Linked DNA regions of Homo sapiens: region 1 is linked to region 2. Evidence: read pairs that join two places in POLR2A ChIA-PET (ENCODE). Cell type or tissue: Panc1. All regions are shown on one strand. Links, peaks and the distances in the headings refer to the core of each region. The heading gives the core; the rest is flanking DNA.

The links. ChIA-PET counts read pairs that join two places held together with the same protein. Peaks named below come from ENCODE experiments on the same cell type or tissue, not always from the same donor. Only the 100,000 strongest peaks of a DNase experiment are listed, where the experiment ranks them.
Region 1: POLR2A ChIA-PET joins it to region 2 with 6 read pairs; 2 of 35 experiments call an interaction of 5 or more read pairs at or near these places.

The regions. Positions count from the first base shown.
Region 1 is chr7:71,791,009-71,796,383 of GRCh38, reverse strand. The region is part of intron 6 of CALN1 (calneuron 1); the gene reads left to right. Among named protein-coding and RNA genes, the nearest start is that of MIR3914-1, 490 kb to the right of the region's middle. In Panc1, for the core only: no CTCF peak of the experiment used is centred there; a DNase peak (open chromatin) is centred at 2,973.
Region 2 is chr7:72,431,803-72,437,177 of GRCh38, reverse strand. It overlaps a transcript of CALN1 not described here. Among named protein-coding and RNA genes, the nearest start is that of CALN1, 22 kb to the right of the region's middle. In Panc1, for the core only: no CTCF peak of the experiment used is centred there; no DNase peak of the experiment used is centred there.

The sequences.
Region 1 (5,375 bases), core at 51-5,050, 640 kb after region 2:
CGTCTCAAAAAAAAAAAAAAAAAAAGAAAGAAACATAGAGTTACTATATAACCCAGTAATTCAACTTCTAGGTTTGCACCCAAGAGAATTTAAGACATATATTGACATGTAAACATGTGCATGGATGTTCATAGCGGCATGACTCATATAGTACCCAAAAGGTGGAAGGAACCCAAACGTTTATAGCTTACGAATGGATAAACAAAGTATGACATATTCATACAATAAAATATTATCCGGTCATAAAAAGGAATGAAATGGCCGGGCACAGTGGCTCATGCCTGTAATCCCAGCACTTTGGGAGGCCAAGGCGGGTGGATCACGAGGTCAGGAGATTGAGACCACCCTGGCTAACACAGTGAAATCTCATCTCTGCTAAAAAAAAAAAATGCAAAAAATTAGCCGGGTGTGGTGGCGGGTGCCTGTAGTCCCAGCTACTCGGGAGGCTGAGGCAGGAGAATGACGTGAACCCGGGAGGCGGAGCTTGCAGTGAGCCGAGATGGTGCCGCTGCACTCCAGCCTGGGTGACAGAGCAAGACTCTGTCTCAAAAAAAAAAAAAAAAAAAAAAGAATGAAGTACTGGTAAATGCTACATACAGCTGGAGGAACCTTGAAAAATTATGCTAAAAGAAGCCAGACACGAAAGGTCACCTACTGTATGATCGTATTTATTTGAAAGATTCAGAGCAGGCAAATCCTTAGAGACAGACGGTAGATTAGTGTTTGCCTGGGGCTGCAGAGCGAGCGGAATGAGCAGCGACTGTTAATGTGCCTGGGATTTCTTTTTAGGGTGAAAAAATGGCTCTGGAATTAGGTAGTGGTGATGGTTGCGCAATCTCGCGAATGTGTTAAACGCTGCTGAATTGGACATAATTTTAGAACAAGGGCCAATTTTATGGTATGTGAACTATATCTTAATTAAAAATAAATAAATATTGAAAGCTAGATCATTACAACAAATAAACACAAGGAGCAGGCCCTTTTATAGAGCAGGGTGTTCAGAAGAAACCTCAGAGGAAAGAAAAGTTTGGGCTGGGCCCCAGAGAAAAAGAGGGAAGATGGCCGGGCACGCACAGTGGCTCATGTCTATAATCCCAGCACTTTGGGAGGCCGAGGCGGATGGATCACAAGGTCGAGAGATCGAGACCGTCTTGGCCAACATGATGAAACCCCGTCTCTACTAAAAATACAAAAATTACCTGAGTGTGATGGTGTATGCCTGTAATCCCCTCTCCGCTACTCGGGAGGCTGAGGCAGGAGAATTGCTAGGGAGTTGGAGGTTGCAGCGAGCCAATATCGTGCCACTGCACTCCAGCCTGGCAACAGAGTGAGACTCCATCTCAAAAAAGAAAAAAAGAAAAGAAAAAAAATAGGCAAGATCAGAAGGCACCACTGATCTACACTGAAGAAAATGAGGAGACCTGCTTGGCTGGAACAGAAGTGGCCAAGGCTGGAACAGAGCCAGGAAGCGGGGAAGAGTGAGCTATGGTCTTATGTGCTGAGCTTAGGGGCTGGAACAGGCTTCTCCCATCAGCGGGGGCCTTTGCAGGAAGGGAAAGGTGAGTCTAGCTGCAGTTCTGAATGACTTGATGAAGGAAGAGATGAAAACAAAGATTTGGGAGCATCTGAGTTAGTCTCAGCCTCGTGCTGTAGGCTGCAGGGAATAGGATGAAAAACCAGCAGGGGTTTCCTCCTGTCCTCAGGGGATGCAAGAATGAAATTTTGTATTTCTCTGGCAATTTACAGTTGGATGTAGCTTTCACTTTGATTAGCTCATTGATCTTTGAAATAATTCTTGAGATGAGCAGAGCAATTATTAGCTCCTTTTACAGAGAGAGAAACTGACGCTCGCAGAAGTTCCTTCATTTGTCCGGGGCTTCTAAGTGGCAATTAGGAGAAGAAGTCAGATCTTGGACTCACAGTTTTTCCCAGACTGACCTATAGTCTTCTATTATAGACTTCTAAATAATAGACAGCAAGAGTAAATAAATATGCAAAAATATAGTACAATGCAAATGTATGATAACCTTCAATAATTACCAAGAAATGCATAAATTAGTGCCAGGTCGCAGTTCTGTCCACCACACTCGGTGTTTGAAGTGCATTTTCTTTGGACCTGTTTATTGCTATGCAGGAGACCAAAAAGAATTTGTACACAAGTTTTGAACCTGGGCGTAACAGTAAGCCCTCAGCTCAAATCCCACCTCTGCCATTTCCCAAATGACCTTGAACTTCACTTATTGGAATTCAGGCTCCTCACGCAATAAATGAAGACAACACACCCATCACACATGGTATCTGCCACTATGCAACCTCTGCACATAAAAAAAAAGCACTTAACGCAGTACCCAACCCGCTGAGGCTGGTGTTCAATAAAGAAATAGGAGCATTTAAAAGGTTTATACAAGGGAGCTCGCATTCATTGGGCACAAACAATTTTCCAGTTCCTTCCTATATGCATAATCTCCACAAGAAGATAGATCTTTTTTGTATGTGTTTCTTTTTGTTTTTTTTGGTTTTTTTAGACAGTCTTGCTCTGTCACCCAGGCTTGAGTGCAGTGGCATGATCAACCTCTGCCTCCTGGGTTCAAGTGATCCTCCTGCATCAGCCTCCCGAGTAGCGGGGATTACAGGCACACAACACCGTGCTCAGTTAATTTTTCTGTGTATTTTTAGTAGAGATGGGGTTTTGCCATGTTGGCCAGGCTGGTCTCAAACTCCTAACCTCAGGCGATCCACCCACCTCAACCTCCCAAAGTGCTGGGATTACGGGTGTGAGCCACCACACCCAGCCCAACAAAGATAGATCTTATTATCCCATTTTATAGATGAGAAAATTGAGGCCTAGGGAAATTTGCTTGCTCAAAGTCACACAGAGAATCATGATCCACATTTTGGTCTGGCTCCAAAGTCATTCCTCTTTGCTTAGCCACACTATTCGTGATGATGTCAGAATGTGGTGTAAAATGATTCTCTTCAAAGCACAGGGTACTGACTCAGACTAAGGTCTATTTCAGAGCTGCTACAATCCACTAATGATCTAGAAGCTCCTCTGTGCTTTTTTTTTGTTTTGTTTTGAGATGGAGTTTCGCTCTTGTTGCCCAGGCTGCAGTGCAATGGCGCAGTTTCGGCTCACTACAACCTCTGCCTCTTGGGTTCAAGCAATTCTCCTGCCTCAGCCTCCCTAGTAGCTGGTATTACAGGCGCCCGCCACCATGCCCAGCAAATTTTTTGTGTTTTTAGTAGAGACGGAGTTTCACTATGTTGGCCAAGCTGGTCTCGAACTCCTGACCTCAGGTGATCCACCCACCTCAGCCTCCCAAAGTGCTGGGATTACAGGCGTGAGCCACCGCACCCGGCTCTGCTCCTCTCTGCTTATAGGACATTGGTGTGAATTCTCCAGGCGATTGCTCAGTCCTTATCTCTCCCTTCCTACTGCTTGGATGGATTTTTAGATCAAACTTGCAGCCCCGCTCTCCTGGGGGATAATCCCTGTTGCTGGTAACCTTGTTTCCTGGTTGACCTTCACGAAGAAGAGCTTCAGCAAAAACTTTCTCCCTCAGCCCAGTCATGCAATGTTTCTCTTCCTAATGCTTTCGCAGGCCCTCAAGATGGAATGGAAAAGGGCTGCCTTCGGAAACATTTCCAGGAGAAGAAGCTACTCAGAATAAATTAGCCAGAAAGTGTTAGGATATGCTACTTCCACATTCTCGTCTTATTTTCTTCTTTGGCCCTTTCCTTCTTAAATGCCACCTCCTTTTTCCTTCCTGGGACTTGGTATCTTTGTACATTTGCCTACTGATGGGATAAAGCCCATCTCTACCCCAAGGATATTGTCTTCCTCCAGGTAAGAACTTGTAAGATTCTGAGACCCACACCTAAACAGCATTATTTGTAGTAGCCAAAAGGTGGAAGCTTCAATCGGCAAGAAGAAAGCTGAGCCACATATACTTTAAATCGCCCCAGGGAAGCAGAAATCAGTGGATTCAGAAGGAATAAAGATAATGAGATGAGACCTAAGAGACCATGGCGAAATAATTCACAAGTATCATACTGGTGAGGGGGCTGGGGGTTGCGGCTGGCTCACTGGGGTCACTGTAAGTCAGATCTTAGACTTACAGTTTATCCCAGGCTGACCTATAGTCTTCTATTACAGACTTCTAAATAATAGACAGCAAGAGGCAAGAGTAAATAAATATACAAAAATATAGTACAATGCAAATGCATGATAATCTTCAATAATTATCAGGAAACGCATGAATTAGTGCCAGGTCGCAGCTCTGTCCACCACACCCAGCATTTGAAGTGCATTTTCTTGAAGCCTGGCTTTCTGGAGAAACCTTCCTGCTCAATGCCATTTTTTTTTTCTTTTTTTGAGACGGAGTCTCGCTGCCTCCCAGACTGGAGTGCAGTGGCGCGATCTCGGCTCACTGCAAGCTCTGCCTCCCGGGTTCACACCATTCTCCTGCCTCAGCCTCCCCAGTAGCTGGGACTGCAGGCGCCCGCCAACACGCCCGGCTAATTTTTTTCTATGTTTTAGTAGAGACAGGGTTTCACCGTGTTAGCCAGGATGGTCTCGATCTCCTGACCTTGTGATCCGCCCGCCTCGGCCTCCCAAAGTGCTGAGATTACAGGCGTGAGCCACCGTGCCCGGCCTCAATGCCATTTTTTTAACTTTTAGTTTAGGTTCAGGGATACATGTGCAGGTTTGTTCTGTAGGTAAACTCGTGTCACAGGCGTTTGTTGTACAGATTATTTCACCACCCAGGCACTAAGCCTAGAACCCAATAGTGATTTTTTTCTGCTCGTCTCCCTCCTCCTACCCTCCATCCTCAAGTGGGCCCCAGTGTCTGTGGTTCCCTTCTTTGCATCCATGTGTTCTGATCATTCAGCTCCCACTTGTAAGTGAGAACATGCGGTATTTGATTTTCTCTTCCTGTGTTAGTTTGCCAAGGATCATGGCCTCCAGCACCATTAATGTTCCTGTAAAGGATGTAGAAAGCAGTGTGGCGATTCCTCGAAGAGCTAGAAACAGAACTACCATTCGATCCAGCAATCCCATTATTGGGTATATATCTAAAGGAACATAAATTGCTTTACCATAAAGACACATGCATGGAATCAACCTAAATGGCCATCAATGGTAGATTGGATAAAGGAAATGTGGTACATAAACACCATGGAATACTACACAGCCATAAAAAAGATCAATGCCATTTTTAGAGATCCTTTGACAAGCCCTTGGGACCCTTTCTCTTGGAGAAAATTCTGTTTGCCTTTGGAAATATGGCCAGCTTCCTACTTCTTACCTGGTATTAATACCAGGAGTTTGGATGAGCCACTTCACATCAAGGGAGAGAGGTAGTTGAGCTTGA
Region 2 (5,375 bases), core at 67-5,066:
AGTTCCAGGCATTTTCAAAACTCTCCCTCCTAATCTCTAAAATTTGAGTGTTTCTAAAATTTCAGCAAGCACCAAAATCATCTAGAGGTTCCTTTTTTTTTTTTGAGACAGGGTCTCATCTGGTCACCAGGCTGGAGTGCAGTGATGCAATCACAGCTCACTGCAGACTTGTCCTCCTTGGCTCAAGCAGCTCAAGCCTCCCTGCTTAGCCTCCCAAGCAGCTGGGACTACAGGTGTGTGCCACCACGCTTGGCTAATTTTTTATTTTCTGCAGAGACGAGCCCTCGCTGTGTTGCCCAGGCTCATCTAGAGGTTTTGTCAAGACAGACTTTTTGGGCCCCACCCCTTCTGAATTTCTGATTCAGTAGGGCTGGGAAGAGGCTGAGAATTTGCAGCATCAACAGCTTTCCCAGGTGATGCTGAGGCTGCTTGTTTGGGCCCACGCTTGGAGAACATTATTTAAGAGGGGGTGTGCCCAGAGCAGGCAGGGAGGGAGTGAGAGCAGCTAGACTGGGGCCCCTAGAAGCAAGCATCTTCTCTGACCTGATCTCATTTCCCTTGGGTCAGGCCTGAATGAGGTGTAGGTGGCCAGCTGCCAGGCCCAAGAAGATCAACACCATTTCACCTCCTAGTCACCAAGAGACTTAAGGAATGCAGTTGTATTAGTCTGTTCTCATGTTGCTGATAAAGACATACCCGAGACTGGGTAATTTATAAAGAAAAAGATGTTTAATGGACTCACAGTTCCACGTGGCTGGAGAGGGCTCACAATCATGGAAGCTGAAAGGCACAAGGCACATCTTACATGGTAGCAGACAAGAGAGAATTTGTGCAGGGCAACTCCCCCTTATAAAACCATCTGACCTCGTGAAACTTAGTCACTATCATGAGAACAGAATGGGGGAAATCACCTCCATGATTCAATTACCTCCCATGGGGTCCCTCCCAGGACACGTGGGGATTATGGCTACAATTCAAGATGAGACTTGGGTGGGGACACAGCCAAACCATATCAGCAGTGTAGCAGGCTGAGCCCTGGGACTAATCCCAGGAACCAGGCTGTCATTAAATACAGCACTGTCTGTGCTTTTACGTCTTTCTGCCTTCTATGGAGAGGGAATCACAGGGAAGCTGGCCATTTAGACCCAGGCTGGGGGGCATCTCATAGCTCACATTTCCCTTGCAGCCACTCTGAGGCCAGCACCCCTTTGTCACTCCCCAAGGGAATGGGTAGTGCCCAGCTGGGTGAGACTCAAGGTTCCTCTTGAGCTTATTCCATTATCTTGGCACTCAGAGCATATGTCAAGTGAATTCTGTGTCTCTGGCAGGTTATTACACGCTGAATTAGTGTAGTGAAATAAAAACTATAATAAAGCTGTACCACACTGTTAAATTGTTAAAATTTATTAGAAAATGTGCACAGTTATTAACTGATTTTCGCCTGTGTGCATTTGCTTGTGCCGGAGCCAGGGAAGATGAAAAGCGGCTCTGTCAAACGGAGGCTGAGGGTTGGCTCCTGGAATTCTCCAGAGAGCCCTAAGTGGGACAGCACGTTCACAAATTCACAGAGCGCTGCTGGCCTCTCCGCGCTGGCTGCTGCCTCGCTTCTGTGCTGCCTGAGGCTCTCCGGGGCTGCAATTGTGGTCCCAGGGGAAGGAAACCCATCTGTCCACTTCCAGGAGGCCCCCGCAGGCCGAGGGAGGCGTGGATGAATGGGGCCTTGCGTTTCTCCAGTGTTTACACTTAGGAGGCACAGTTACTCACCGTCTCTAGTCTTCAGACAGAATGTTTGAGCCCAGGAAAGCTATTGTAGATGAGCTTCCACCACATTCTCGTCTGCTCTCTCTGCTGGCCTGTTTCCTATGTCTCTTCCCCCTTCTCGTTCCCCTTCCCCTTCCCCTTCCCTTCCCTTTCTTTTCTTTTTCCTTTTTTTTTTTTCCTTAGAGACTGGATTTGGCTCTGTTGCCCAGGCTGGAGTGCAATGGTGCAATCATGGCTCACTGCAGCCTCGAATTCCTAGGCTCAAGTGATCCTCCCACCTCAGCCTTCTGAATAGCTAGGACTACAGGCACATGCCACCATATCCAGCTAATTTTTTTAAAAAAACCATTTTTGTAGATACAGGGTCTTGTTATGTTGCTCAGGCTGGTCTCACAACCCTAGCCTCAAGTAATCCTTCCACCTTGGCCTCCCAAAGTGCTTGGATTACAGGTGTGAGCCACCATGCGTGGCCCCTACCCTGCCTTTTGAAAACCCAAAGAAGAAGCCAAATTTTTCTTAGCTCAGCTAGGGCCATTTCTGGATTGCTTCATCAGCAAGGAACTGGTTATTGACTGTCCAGGCCTCGCATGAAGTGCAGAAATGCAGCAAAAAAGTTTTTCCTGCTGTTCTGCTCTGTGGGGAGTTGGAGGATGATGTTTACTCGTTTTCAGAGACAGGGAGACATGCTTTTAGTCCTTAGTCCTTCAGATGAAGGGAGCCCTCCATGGTCTTATAGCTAAGAGAGCTTACCTTGCTGCCTCTCCCCCTGGAAAGATCTTTCCAGTAACTAATTCTACCATTCTTTGTAAATTCTCCTTCTCCTTCTTCTTCTCCTTCTTCTTCCTCTTCCTCTTCCTCTTCCCCTCCTTCTCCTTCTCCTTCTCCTTCTCCTTCTTCTGATGGAGTCTCGCACTGTCACCAGGCTGGAGTGCAGTGGCATGATCTTGGCTCACTGCAACCTCTGCCTCCTGGGTTCAACCGATTCTCTTGCCTCAGCCTCCCGAATAGCTGTGATTACAGGTGCCCGCCAGTACGCCCAGCTATTTTTTTTTTGTTTTTTTTTTTTTTGGTATTTTAGTAGAGACGGGGTTTTAGCATGTTGGCCAGGCTGGTCTCAAACTCCTGACCTCAGGTGATCCACCCGCCTTGGCCTCCAAAAGTGCTGGGATTACAGGCATGAGCCACTGTGCCTGGCTGGTAAATTATTTTTATCCTAAAAAAAAGAAATGTTATTTTCCTATTTGTTAACTTTAAGCACTCTTCCTTGATTTGGGGGTGAGGTGGCAAGCAGAGAGTGAACTAGAAAACAGGAAGTGATTTGTGCAAATCCAATATGCAGTTTTTTTTTTTTCTTTCAGGAACAGGGTCTCACTTTTTCACCCAGGCTGGAGAGCAGTGGCATGATCATAGCTCACTGCAGCTTTGAACTCCTGGGCTCAAGTGATCCTCTGCCTCAGCTTCCCGAGTAGCTGAGACTACAGGTGTGTGCCACCACCCTGCCTGGCTAATTATTATTATTATTAGCAGAAATGGGGCCTTGTTATGTTGCCCAGGCTGGTCTGGAACTCCTGGCCTCAAGCGACCTTGGCCTCCCAAAGCTCTGGGATTGCAGTCGTGATCCACTGTGCCCCGCCTCCAATGTACATTTTGAATCAGAGCCCATAAGACCTATCTTTGAGTTGATAGCAGCATCCGCATTGGTTTACTAGCCCTGGGTCCTTCTTGCTACCCTGAGACCCAGCTAGATTGTAAATTCACCTGAAGCCTGAGATGCTTCTGCTTGAGAAGAAGTAGGGAAGCAGAGCCAAAACTGAGAGTTTTCTGGAGTCTCTGCCACTGTGCTCGGGTGTTTCTCTTGGGGTTTCCATGGATTTCTACTTAGGAGCCGCAAGCACCCAGGATGGGGTAGCAGGGCATTGCTTCCTGATCTTGGGGAGGGCTCCCAGCCTTGGCATAATCTGTGGGATCCATGGCGAACTGAAAAACTCAGGGCCAGTGTGGGAGAACTCTTGGGTTTTTTAGTCCCCTGTTTCTTCTAACCAGTTTCTTTTTTGTTCCTGTTTATATAGCACAGCTGATGCATGCTAAGAGTTGGGAGGAGACTGCTCGGTTGAATTCCTGCTGTCTTGTGGATGTGTTCTCTTGTTTGGATAGCAGTTAATCTATTTTTCTGTCCCGGGGACACTTTAGGCTGCTACCTGGTCAGGGGGCTGCTGGAGGGCGATCAATATCTCAAAGACTTCTCCAAGGGGCAGGTTCCTTTCCCCCTTGTAGTGAGTGATTCAGAGGAAAATGGAATTATACCAGCAGAAATTTAAGACACCCAAGCTCCAATGAGATTGTCCAACACCCTGAATCTTCCTTTTCTGCGCTTGAGCCTAAAGATAGTCCATAGGGTGTGTAGAAAGAGTAACAAATGTTGGGTTCAAACAGAGCCATGGCCTTGTTCTTTTCCCGCCTCTCCTTGATGTGCTGTCTAGAAGATAACACGATTACATGAATATGTAATGCAGGGAAATCTAGTTAGTTTACTAGCACCGTCTTTTTGCCGAGGCAGATCGATTTCCTGGTTTTAAAAGACAGTAAAATTGCTGATGTGAGAGCTGGTGCTTGCTGAAGCATGTCATAAAGTAGCCAACTTCAGAGAGCCCTGGTGCACTGCAGAAACCCAACATTTAGGATCCATTTATATACTCTCCACCTTGTTCCAGAAAGGATGCAAGGTGATTTGCAAAGATGAGTATCCAATTACAGGACATAATTAAATGAAAAAATAAATAGACAATGAAAACAAGACAAAGGGAAAAGCAGTCCGGGAAGGCAAGGATGGAGCCAGGAATGAGGTTAGGAGACAAAATTCATGGGGTGGCCCTGAGCTTTCTTTCAGCCAACACAGAGAGGGAAACAGTCCCTTGTTACAGACCCAGCATCTATGTGATGAAAGCAAGCAGCTGCTCAGGAGACGCACAGCTATTTCTGTTCCCGGAGGCAGAGAGAATATTGCCCATGGGTCCTTGTATTAGTCTGTTCTCATGCTGCTAATAAAGACATATCCAAGGCTGGGTAATTTATAAAGAAAAAGAGGTTTAATGGACTCAAAGTTCCACATGGCTGGGGAGGCTTCACAACCATGGCAGAAGACGAAGGAGGAAAAAAGGCACGTCTTACATGGTGGCAGGCAAGAGAGTGTAGGCAGGAGAACTGCCCTTTATAGAACCATCAGGTCTCATGAGACTCACTCACTATGACCAGAACAGCACAGGAAAACCCACTCCCATGATTCAGTTACCTCCCACTGGGTCCCTCCCACGACACATGAGGATTATAGGAGCTACAATTCAAGATGAGATTTGGGTGGGGACACAGCCAAATCATATCAATCCTCAAAGGGAAGACATGGCATAATGCAATAATAGTGTCCCGAACAGTCTCACAGTTCATGATGGCAAGGAGTTTAATAGGACTGGCTGCCTCCTCTTGTAATATTCCTCAAGATTAGGAGGTGGTTAGGGAGGTAGAGCTGTCCCAAAACATTCTCTGATAGTCTGACTTAGTTTTTTTTTTTTTTTTTGGAGATGAGGTCTCACTCTTTTGCCCCAGTTGGAGTAGTGTAA